Regions from separate parts of the Homo sapiens genome. Here regions 1 and 3 are each linked to region 2. The links are chromatin contacts, found by Hi-C or POLR2A ChIA-PET in ENCODE. All regions are on one chromosome and are shown on one strand. Each heading gives the region's core, a stretch centred on a gene start or an enhancer-like site at or near the end of the contact. The rest is flanking DNA. Distances are from core to core; before and after follow the strand shown. Region 1 holds the start of CCDC85C (coiled-coil domain containing 85C). Region 2 holds the start of WDR20 (WD repeat domain 20). Region 3 holds the start of CYP46A1 (cytochrome P450 family 46 subfamily A member 1).

Region 1 (2,700 bases), core at 201-2,700, 2.5 Mb before region 2:
GCAAGAGGGGAAATTCACTTGCGCTCAAGGGGCCTTGTATCCTTTGCTGTTTAGAACTTCCCGCTACTAGGCAAGGATTTCCAAGGCTGGGATGAGGCGCCCACCGCCAGCCCAGCAGTGACAGACCCTAATTTTGGCAACTACACCCGCTAGAAACTTTTCTGGGACCGGACCGGCAGCAGGTTCTGAGCTGGACAAAAAGACGCTCCACCACTGAACCGGCCCACCACCGCCCAAAGCCCCACTTTGGGTGAGTGCGGGATCCCCTGGCCCAGGATCCATGACAGCTGGAGGAGTCTGGAGTGGCGGCCGCATGAGTGGGACAGCCAGGGACCACCTCCTCTCGCCGCAGCCTGGGAAAAGGGCTGCAGCCAGGGAGACCCGCGCTGCCCGGCCCGTGTAGTCCTTACCGTGCAGGCCGTTGGGGATGCTGCGGTGGTGCGGCGGCGCCGACAAGTCGTCCAGGGACCGACGTGTGGCTCCTGCCTTGCCGTCGGGGGCCTTGTGCGGCCCGGGGGGCAGCAGCGGGGGTGGGACGTGGTGGTGGTGGTCGGGGCTGCCGCCGCTGCCCGCGCTGGACGTACTGCTGCCGTCGCCCACGTCGCGGGCCCCCGCGCCGGGCGCGCCACCCGACAGCGGCCCGCTCAGGCTGGCCTGGCTGTCGATGGAGCTGCGGGAGCCGGCGCCGCCCCCGCCGCCGCCGCCACCGCTTGCGGCCCCCGTCGCCGCCAGTGCCGCGCGCTCCTCGTCCAGCAGCAGCACCAGCTCCTTGAGCTCCAGGTTCTCGCGCAGCAGGGCCTCCTGGCGCGCCTCGAGCTCGCGCAGCTTCTGCTGCGAGCGGGCCACCTCGTGCCACACGGCGCCGGCCGCGTGGCGCCCGAAGCGCTGCCACTCGCGCGCCAGCTTGCGCCCCTTCTGCCGGTCGTCGTCGAGGAAGCAGCAGAGCTCGCGCAGCTCCTGGTTGTCGTCCTGCAGCCGCTGGTTCACGTCCTTGAGGCCGCGGATCTCCAGCAGGTGCTGCTGCAGCCGCCGGTTCACGTCGCGCATCAGGCCGCCGTGCTCCAGCATGAGGCCCACCTTCTCGCCCTCGGCGCGCCGCAGCCGCCGCGCCAGCTCCTCCTTGCTCCAGCGCAGCAGCTCCTCGTCCGGCACCTGGCTCAGCTCCTCCGACGCCGCCGCCGCCGTCGCCGCGGGCTTAGCCATGGCGGGGCCGTCACCGCGGCATCGCCCTCGCCCTCGCCCGGCCGGCGCTTCCCCGCGCCGGGGCTCCGCTGGGCCGGTCCGCGCGCGGGCGGGGGGCGGCCGGGGGCGCGTGCGGCCCGCCCCGCGCCGCCTGGCGCGTCCTCTCGCCGCGCCCGCCGGGGCCGCCCGGGAGCCCGCGCGCCTCGGGGTTGACGAGCGGAGGCGGCTGCTGCGTCGGCGGCCGCGGTGCCGGGCGCTCTCAGGGTTCTGGAGAAGCAGGCGGAGGCCCGCCCCCGGCCCAGCTCCCGGAGCCCCCGCCGCCCCGCCCACCCCGGGCGGAGAGTGGGCGGGTCTCCGAGGCCCGGCCCCGCCCCCGAGGGCGACTGGGGAGCAGAGGCGCGGCCCCCGCCGTCCCCCTGCGCGGTGCGCCCGCCCGTCCAGTGCCCTCTCAGAGGCGCGTTCCGGCCGCGGTCCCGCCCTCCCGGCCGGGCGATTGGGCCGCTCCGGGGGTGTGCGGGAGGGGCGGGGCGCGCGCGGGGGAAGCTGCGGCGGTGGTACGGTCCATCCGCGGGGTTTCCGACCCCCGCCCGCGGCCGGCTCCCGGCGGTTCAAGTTTCTGCGCCCGGAGGACGCGGCCTTAGCCAATCCCAGGGCTACAGGGCGCTTTTAAAATGCAGGTACGGCTGCGGGGAGGGGGACGGTGGGAAAGGTAGGGCCGGGCTTCCCTTAAAGGCGACGCGCGAAAATAGCAGTCGAGCCCCCTCCCCGGCCCGCGTCCCCGGTCCTCTTCCCTCTCCCCAGATAAACAAATACCCACGATCCGGGCGACGGCGCCCCTTCTCCCTCCCGGGGGCACCAGAGTTCAGGGCAGTCGGAGACACAGCGAACAATAGGACTGTGACATGGGGGTCGCTCTTCCCCGCAGCAGGGCGGCTCTTTGTCCCCTTCCCTGCCCCCAGGCTCCTCCGCCCCCGTCCCCACCCGGGTCCCCTGCCGGAGCACGCGGCGGGGCTGCGTCTCCACTCCTAGCCCAGGGCTGAGCTAAACGCTGGCGTCCGCGCCCCTGCAGGGCCAGGGCCTTGCCAGCCGCGTCCCGCAGCGCGGTCAGTACTCTCTGCCCCGATGGGGCGAGAGCTCCGGGAACCTGCCCCCTGCCCGGAGCGGCGCTCGGAGCCCCGCTCCACCTCCGCTCACTCGACCGCTAAATCCCTGGGATTCGGGAGATAATCTGCAATTCGCGGGGTGGAAACCACTGGGAAGGGTGGGAAGGTCTCCCACTGGGGCCTGAACGCCGGGGTCCGGGGGCGCCGAGCCGGCCACAGAACTCCCCACCGGCGGCCTCGCGGGACCCCCGGGCTTCCCACTGCCTGTAAGTCTGTCTCGTTATCCTCCGGTCCCCAAAGCGCATTTACGGCGCGTCTACCGCCAGCAGGCGGGGCGGGGCGGGGCGGGGGGGGGTCCCTCCCCCGGAACCTGCAACGAGATCAAATCCGCGCACGCGACAGTGAGCGGCCCACG
Region 2 (2,700 bases), core at 141-2,640:
TTCTTTTTTTTTTCCAACACTACAAAGGCTAAAGATGTTATTATCAAATGTATTACTACATCATTGGCACAGTTTCTATTGGTATCTACTTGCTTTTTAATACGGAAGATGTTTATGATTTACACTCCTCCTACTTTAGAAATTCTCTCCATTCACTTCTTTTGTGCCCCTCCAGATATAATCTGAACTTCCAGGAATAGATCATTCTTGGTGTTACAAATGTTGGCTTCCCCCCTCCCTGGAATTCTATTAGAATGTTTCTGTCACTTTAGAAGCTTTCTTATTCTGGTGTAACATGCCAAGAAACCCAGGTATAAAATAGTGATTGTTGAATCTTACTTTGACACGTGTGCCCGTCCTTATAAATCTAGACCCTGTACATTACATGCATACAACTATCCCTATGGATCTACTAGTAAATAATCTCACAGACTCCACCTGAGGCTTCTGGAAAAAAAAACAATTACCTTAAATTTTATTAAGAGCTCTTCGTAACCTACTGAGCAAGATCAGTGAATCCTAAAAAGATTCAGTCCCCGGTTCCCAAAGCGCTTCCCCGCCCCGTGTTTCTGAACAGCTGGAGAGGACAAACCTCCGCTAAGAAGCGGAGGCCGCCAGTGCTCATCACACGCAGGAATTAGGATATCTGGCTTGAGAACACCTATGCTGTACCACATTCTTCTCTCCCCCTACCCCGCCTGAAATAAAACATAGTGAAGCGTAAATCTTGAGTCCCTTGGTACCTTCTCAGAAACGGCGGCGAGGAGGCTTCAGAGGGGCTTCCTGGGCGGGGATCCAGACGGTCGCGCGGGTATTCAGCACTCTGGGCGGGACAGTCCCTGTCCCGAAGGGAGGGCCCAGGAGGGGTGGAGCCGTCCCCGCCCGAACACGGGGGCATCCGCGCTCCCCGTAGGGTACCCCGCGTGCTGGCTCCGAAGCGGTGGCCGTCGGGGTGGCGCTCTTCCTCCGCTCTTTGGGGTCCCGGCGCCCCTCAGGGCAGGGCGGGAGACCGCTGAGGAGGCACCCTCAAGTTCACCTCAGGCTCATGACACCAGCCCCGCCGCGGTTCCCCCTGACCGGCTTTCCGCTGGCCCTGGCGGCTGCGGAACGGTCAACTAGACCCCACTAGCTGAAGCCGGCATCACCTGGGAAGCAGCCATGCCGCCCGGAGGCCACACCCGGGGGAGGAGCCTGCGGACGCCCAGTCGGGTGGAGCACGCCAGGTGAGCACGCCTGCGCAGTCGGGCCGTAAACAAGCCCACCCCTTCCCTTTGGCCCGCCCTCGCAGGGCTGGCCCGCGGGTGGGAGGGGCGAGAAGGAAGAGGCAGGGGGTGGGGGAAGAGGGAGCACCAGGAACAGCGCCTGCGCGGTGGGCGTGATCCGGGCACTTAGGGCAGGATGAACGCTGCTTTCCAAGATGGCGACGGAGGGAGGAGGGAAGGAGATGAACGAGATTAAGACCCAATTCACCACCCGGGAAGGTCTGTACAAGCTGCTGCCGCACTCGGAGTACAGCCGGCCCAACCGGGTGCCCTTCAACTCGCAGGGATCCAACCCTGTCCGCGTCTCCTTCGTAAACCTCAACGACCAGTCTGGCAACGGCGACCGCCTCTGCTTCAATGTGGGCCGGGAGCTGTACTTCTATATCTACAAGGGGGTCCGCAAGGTACCGACCCGGGCGTCACCGGAGCCAGCCAGCGGCGTAGGCAGAGGCCGGGAGCAGGGCGGTGACAGTGGGGCCAGGGTGACCGAGAGGGGTGGCCGTCGCTCTTACTTTTGAGTGGGCCGGTAACTCCACTGGGGTACTCCTGAGGAGAGGGGATTCAGGAGTAAGGAGGGTGGTGGCGGTGGCGTTTCGAAGGGGTGGGGGCAGTGGAAAGGGACCGTGGGGCGCGGGGGTTCTGGCTGGGAGGCTCCCGGGGGAGCCGGCTGCGTCCCCTCCAGCCTGGTCCATCAGGCTCTGACATGGCCAGGGAGCGGGCCTGCGAGTCCCCGGAAGAGGTGAGGTGGCCGTCTTGTCTGCTTCGATTGCCTCGCCTCCCTGGAGGGTTGGAAGTCTCGCCCTGGGTTAGAGAACAGGGACGCAAGACGGCTTAACAAGATCTCTGTAAGGCGGAACCGGGGCCGGGAAGCGGAGCATTGAGACTAGGTCAGAAAGAACCTGCTCGGCACGCAGGGCTACTCCACCTGCTGCCGCACTGACACTTCCTAGGAGCCTCTCCTGGTGTTAACATTTCTATTTCCAAAAACATCCGCGGGAGGACGGCTGTCACTGTCTCCGCCGTGGGGACCTTCTGAAAGATTGTTAAGGAGAGTCATCTTGTCCCTTGTAGTATGCGAAGGGCTGAGTACTACAGTTGAAATGATGTTTCCAGTGAACTAAGCTGGTTCAGAGGGGTTGTGTGAGAGTGCCCAGATTAATCTTGTCCAACAAGTCAGACTGTGTCCCAAACAGGGAGTGATATGCTTTAAAAGCTGCTTTAAAGGGACCATCCTTCTTGGCGGGCGAGTTACCGGTAATTCTGTGAAACATGTAAGCATCCTTTAAAAGTATCTCTTTAAAAGCAGCCATTTATTAGAGTTTTTCTTTCATTGGCTATGTAACTATGTTTTCACTGAGAATTGCTTATTTTTGAGATTGTAGTCTTTGACTTGATGTCATGGAAGAGTGAGGAAATTAATGCATCCCACAGCACCTCC
Region 3 (2,700 bases), core at 162-2,661, 2.5 Mb before region 2:
GCTGCCTGTCACCGCCGCCACACGGGGGCGCCATAGCAAGCCAACATCCCCGAGTCCAACTGGGCGGCCGGGCCAGGCGCCGGGGGGATGGATGCTCTGCTGCCCACCTGTCCAGGCTGCGGTGGCCCCGAGGGCAGAAGTCCCGCCTCCTCCGTGCTGGGCACGGCTCTTAAGACTTGGCCGTCTCCGTCGCCCCTCAGCCCACACCCCTAACAGCCATGTCCCATGTCCCTAACTATACCTGGGAAGGCGGTACCAAGGTCCCCTTCGTTTTCCAACCCCCAACCTCTCCAGGACTGGCTCAAGCGTGGGGCAGGGGCATTGCCTCTTCTCAGAAACCCAGCAGCATCTACACTCCCTGGGCCTCTACCTCCAGCCCGGGGGACCTTTACCTGGGCTAGGAGTGGGCACACCTGGCCTTCCCCTGCCACGACTTTCACGCTGGGTGGTCCCTCGGGATAGGAATTGGGAACTAAAACGCCCAGAATTGGCCTCATCTTCATACGGGATGGGCAAGGAGACGCGGGTTACGACAGAGGGGGAAGCCCTGGTCATTATTTCGAAAATACCTTCTCCTCCGCTACCCCCGCCTCCCCGGCACATTTCCCGCTTTCCCTGGAGGGCGGACCCAGATTTTCATCCCTCCAACTCCAACTCCTTCGGGCCTGAGCCAGCGCCTCAGATGGGGCTTCGCCTGGTCTAGGAGGGTCCGCAGGCCCCCGAGTCTCTGGGAGAACAGCCTCCGGCCACGCCGTGCGCTCTCGGTCGCAGACACAGGCGTCCCTGGGTCCCGCAGGATCCTGCCACCAGCCCGCGGGCCCCGCTGGCGGACCACGGGCGCTAGGCGTGGACTGTCCGGGCGGAGGAGGCGCCCCGGGGCAACTGGAGAACAACTTTGGGGGTCTGGGGTTCCAAGGAGAAGTTTGGGAACAGTCGGCGTTATGCGGACTTTTGCAGGCTGGGATGGGGTTTCCGGGCAGGTTTGGGGGAAAAAGGAAGGGGCCTAAGACCGCGCGCGGAAAGATGCCGTTATTTGGAGGCGCCGAAGCGGGCGGAGCCAGCCAGCAGGACTTCGCGCCGCCGCCGGGCCAGAGCGCTGAGGATCGGCGTTGCCAGGGACAACGCGTTCTGGGCGGAGCTGCTGCTGGGGCGGACCTGAGTCTGAAGAGGTGGGGGCGGAGCCTGGGGGGCTGAGCCAGAAGCGGAGTTGTGATTGGTGAAGACCACATGCTCGGGGTGGGGCCTGGGCTGGGGCGGTGTGGAGGTTGGGGCGGAGCTCTGGGGGGCGGGGCGGGGCGGGGGAGGGCCCGGAGCGCCGGAGCCGGAGGCGGAGACGTGGTTGGCGGGGACTGTGCGCCCTGGGAGGGGTCGGAGTCGGCGGGGGCGGAGCCGAGCGGGCGGGGAGGGTGCTGGGTCGCGCCTGGCCTGGGGCCGAGGCGGCGCGCGGCGCTGACAGCTGAGTCGGCTCGCGGCCTCCCGGCCCCCTCGGCGCCCGGCCCGACCCTGGCCTGGCCTGCCCTGCCCCGGAGCCATGAGCCCCGGGCTGCTGCTGCTCGGCAGCGCCGTCCTGCTCGCCTTCGGCCTCTGCTGCACCTTCGTGCACCGCGCTCGCAGCCGCTACGAGCACATCCCCGGGCCGCCGCGGCCCAGGTGAGCGGGGCTGGGGGCGGGGCCTGGCTGGGGTGCTGGGACTGGGGGCCTGGGGACAGCGTCTAAGCCGGCGTCCAGGCCGGGGGTCCGGCCTCGCCTAGTGCGCGCGGCCGCTGGGAGTCGGCGGCCCCGAGAGGGGCGCTAACTATTCTTAGTAACAAATTACTCACAGCCGCAGCAGCTGCTGGGCGCCCACCGCGCACAGCTGGGCCCCACAAACGTGATGGCAGCCACAGCCCTTTCAGGTAGGCGCTATTGTTAACCCATCGTTCAGACGAGGAGACTGAGGCGCTCAGAGGCGAAGTCACCTGCCCAAGGTCACACGGTTGGTAAGCCTAGATTTAAGCCCAGGTCAGCCTGCCTCCAAAGTGGGCGCTGTTAACTTTGGGACTTGGACAGGGTCAGCCTGGATTGGAGCACGCTGTACTTCAGTCATGTTTCCTTTTGCTTGTATTTCTGTTCTGGGACACCCCATTTGTCTTCTCCTTAGTACTTACAATTGCATTCTTGGTCCCCACCCCCACGCAACTTACACCCCCCTCAACTTGCCAACCCCCCCCCACCCCCAGCTTAGCTTTGTGAAGCTTAAATTAAATGTGTCATTTCCCTGCTCCAAGGGCTTCCCATCACTTGACAACTAAATGCAGTTCTAAATTAAGTCGGCTGCATGGCCCGCGAGGCCCCTGCCGAGCACTCAGAACCCACTCTGCAGCTTGCTCTTTCCTCTTGCTTTCTCACTACTGCCCCCAGCCTTTCTTCTCCCAGCCTCCCCCTCCCCCCGCCCCCCCCGCAGCTTCCCTCCCCCCGGGTCCTTTTCTCAAGCCTGGGCCTGGCGGGCTTCTTCCTCTGCTTGTCTCAAACAGGCCTTGCCCAGCACCTTGTGTAAAGACCACCCAGCCCCAGACTTCTCAGGGGCCATCACCTCTGAGGTTACCTTCTTTCCACCTGTTGACTGTCTGTTCACCTGTTGACTGTCTCCCCCTCTAGAATGTGAGCCCCGGGAGGACAGGGACACTCTGTGTTCGCTTGTGTATCCCCAGTGCCTGGCGT

Evidence for each region. A loop is a pair of places that touch in the nucleus more often than their neighbours do. ChIA-PET counts read pairs that join two places held with the same protein, here RNA polymerase II (POLR2A). Pooled maps may share reads with other maps.
Region 1: a map of CD8-positive, alpha-beta T cell shows a loop between it and region 2 (8-fold over the local background). The contact joins the promoter of CCDC85C here to the promoter of WDR20 in region 2. A Hi-C loop is called at or near these places in 1 of 168 maps with a recorded cell type or tissue (CD8-positive, alpha-beta T cell) and 4 of 50 pooled maps. POLR2A ChIA-PET finds 5 or more read pairs at or near these places in 1 of 52 experiments (GM12878).
Region 3: a loop to region 2 is called in a map of CD8-positive, alpha-beta T cell, with 16 times the contacts of the local background. The contact joins the promoter of CYP46A1 here to the promoter of WDR20 in region 2. A Hi-C loop is called at or near these places in 2 of 168 maps with a recorded cell type or tissue (CD8-positive, alpha-beta T cell and naive thymus-derived CD4-positive, alpha-beta T cell), 2 of 37 single-sample maps with no recorded cell type and 8 of 50 pooled maps.

What each region holds. Positions count from the first base shown.
Region 1 is chr14:99,602,757-99,605,456 of GRCh38, forward strand. It overlaps CCDC85C (coiled-coil domain containing 85C), which reads right to left and starts at 1,451. Exons shown (of 6, transcript NM_001144995.2): 1 at 411-1,451. The coding sequence starts at 1,203. It also overlaps a transcript of HHIPL1 not described here. RefSeq lists enhancers at 1-299, 1,006-1,125 and silencers at 1,386-1,915, 2,056-2,195, 2,256-2,325, 2,506-2,655.
Region 2 is chr14:102,138,507-102,141,206 of GRCh38, forward strand. WDR20 (WD repeat domain 20) reads left to right here and starts at 1,391. Exons shown (of 3, transcript NM_144574.4): 1 at 1,391-1,666. The coding sequence starts at 1,418. It also overlaps a transcript of HSP90AA1 not described here. RefSeq lists a silencer at 631-826 and enhancers at 1,427-1,476, 1,487-1,646.
Region 3 is chr14:99,682,887-99,685,586 of GRCh38, forward strand. CYP46A1 (cytochrome P450 family 46 subfamily A member 1) reads left to right here and starts at 1,412. Exons shown (of 15, transcript NM_006668.2): 1 at 1,412-1,650. The coding sequence starts at 1,532. RefSeq lists a silencer at 1,217-1,796.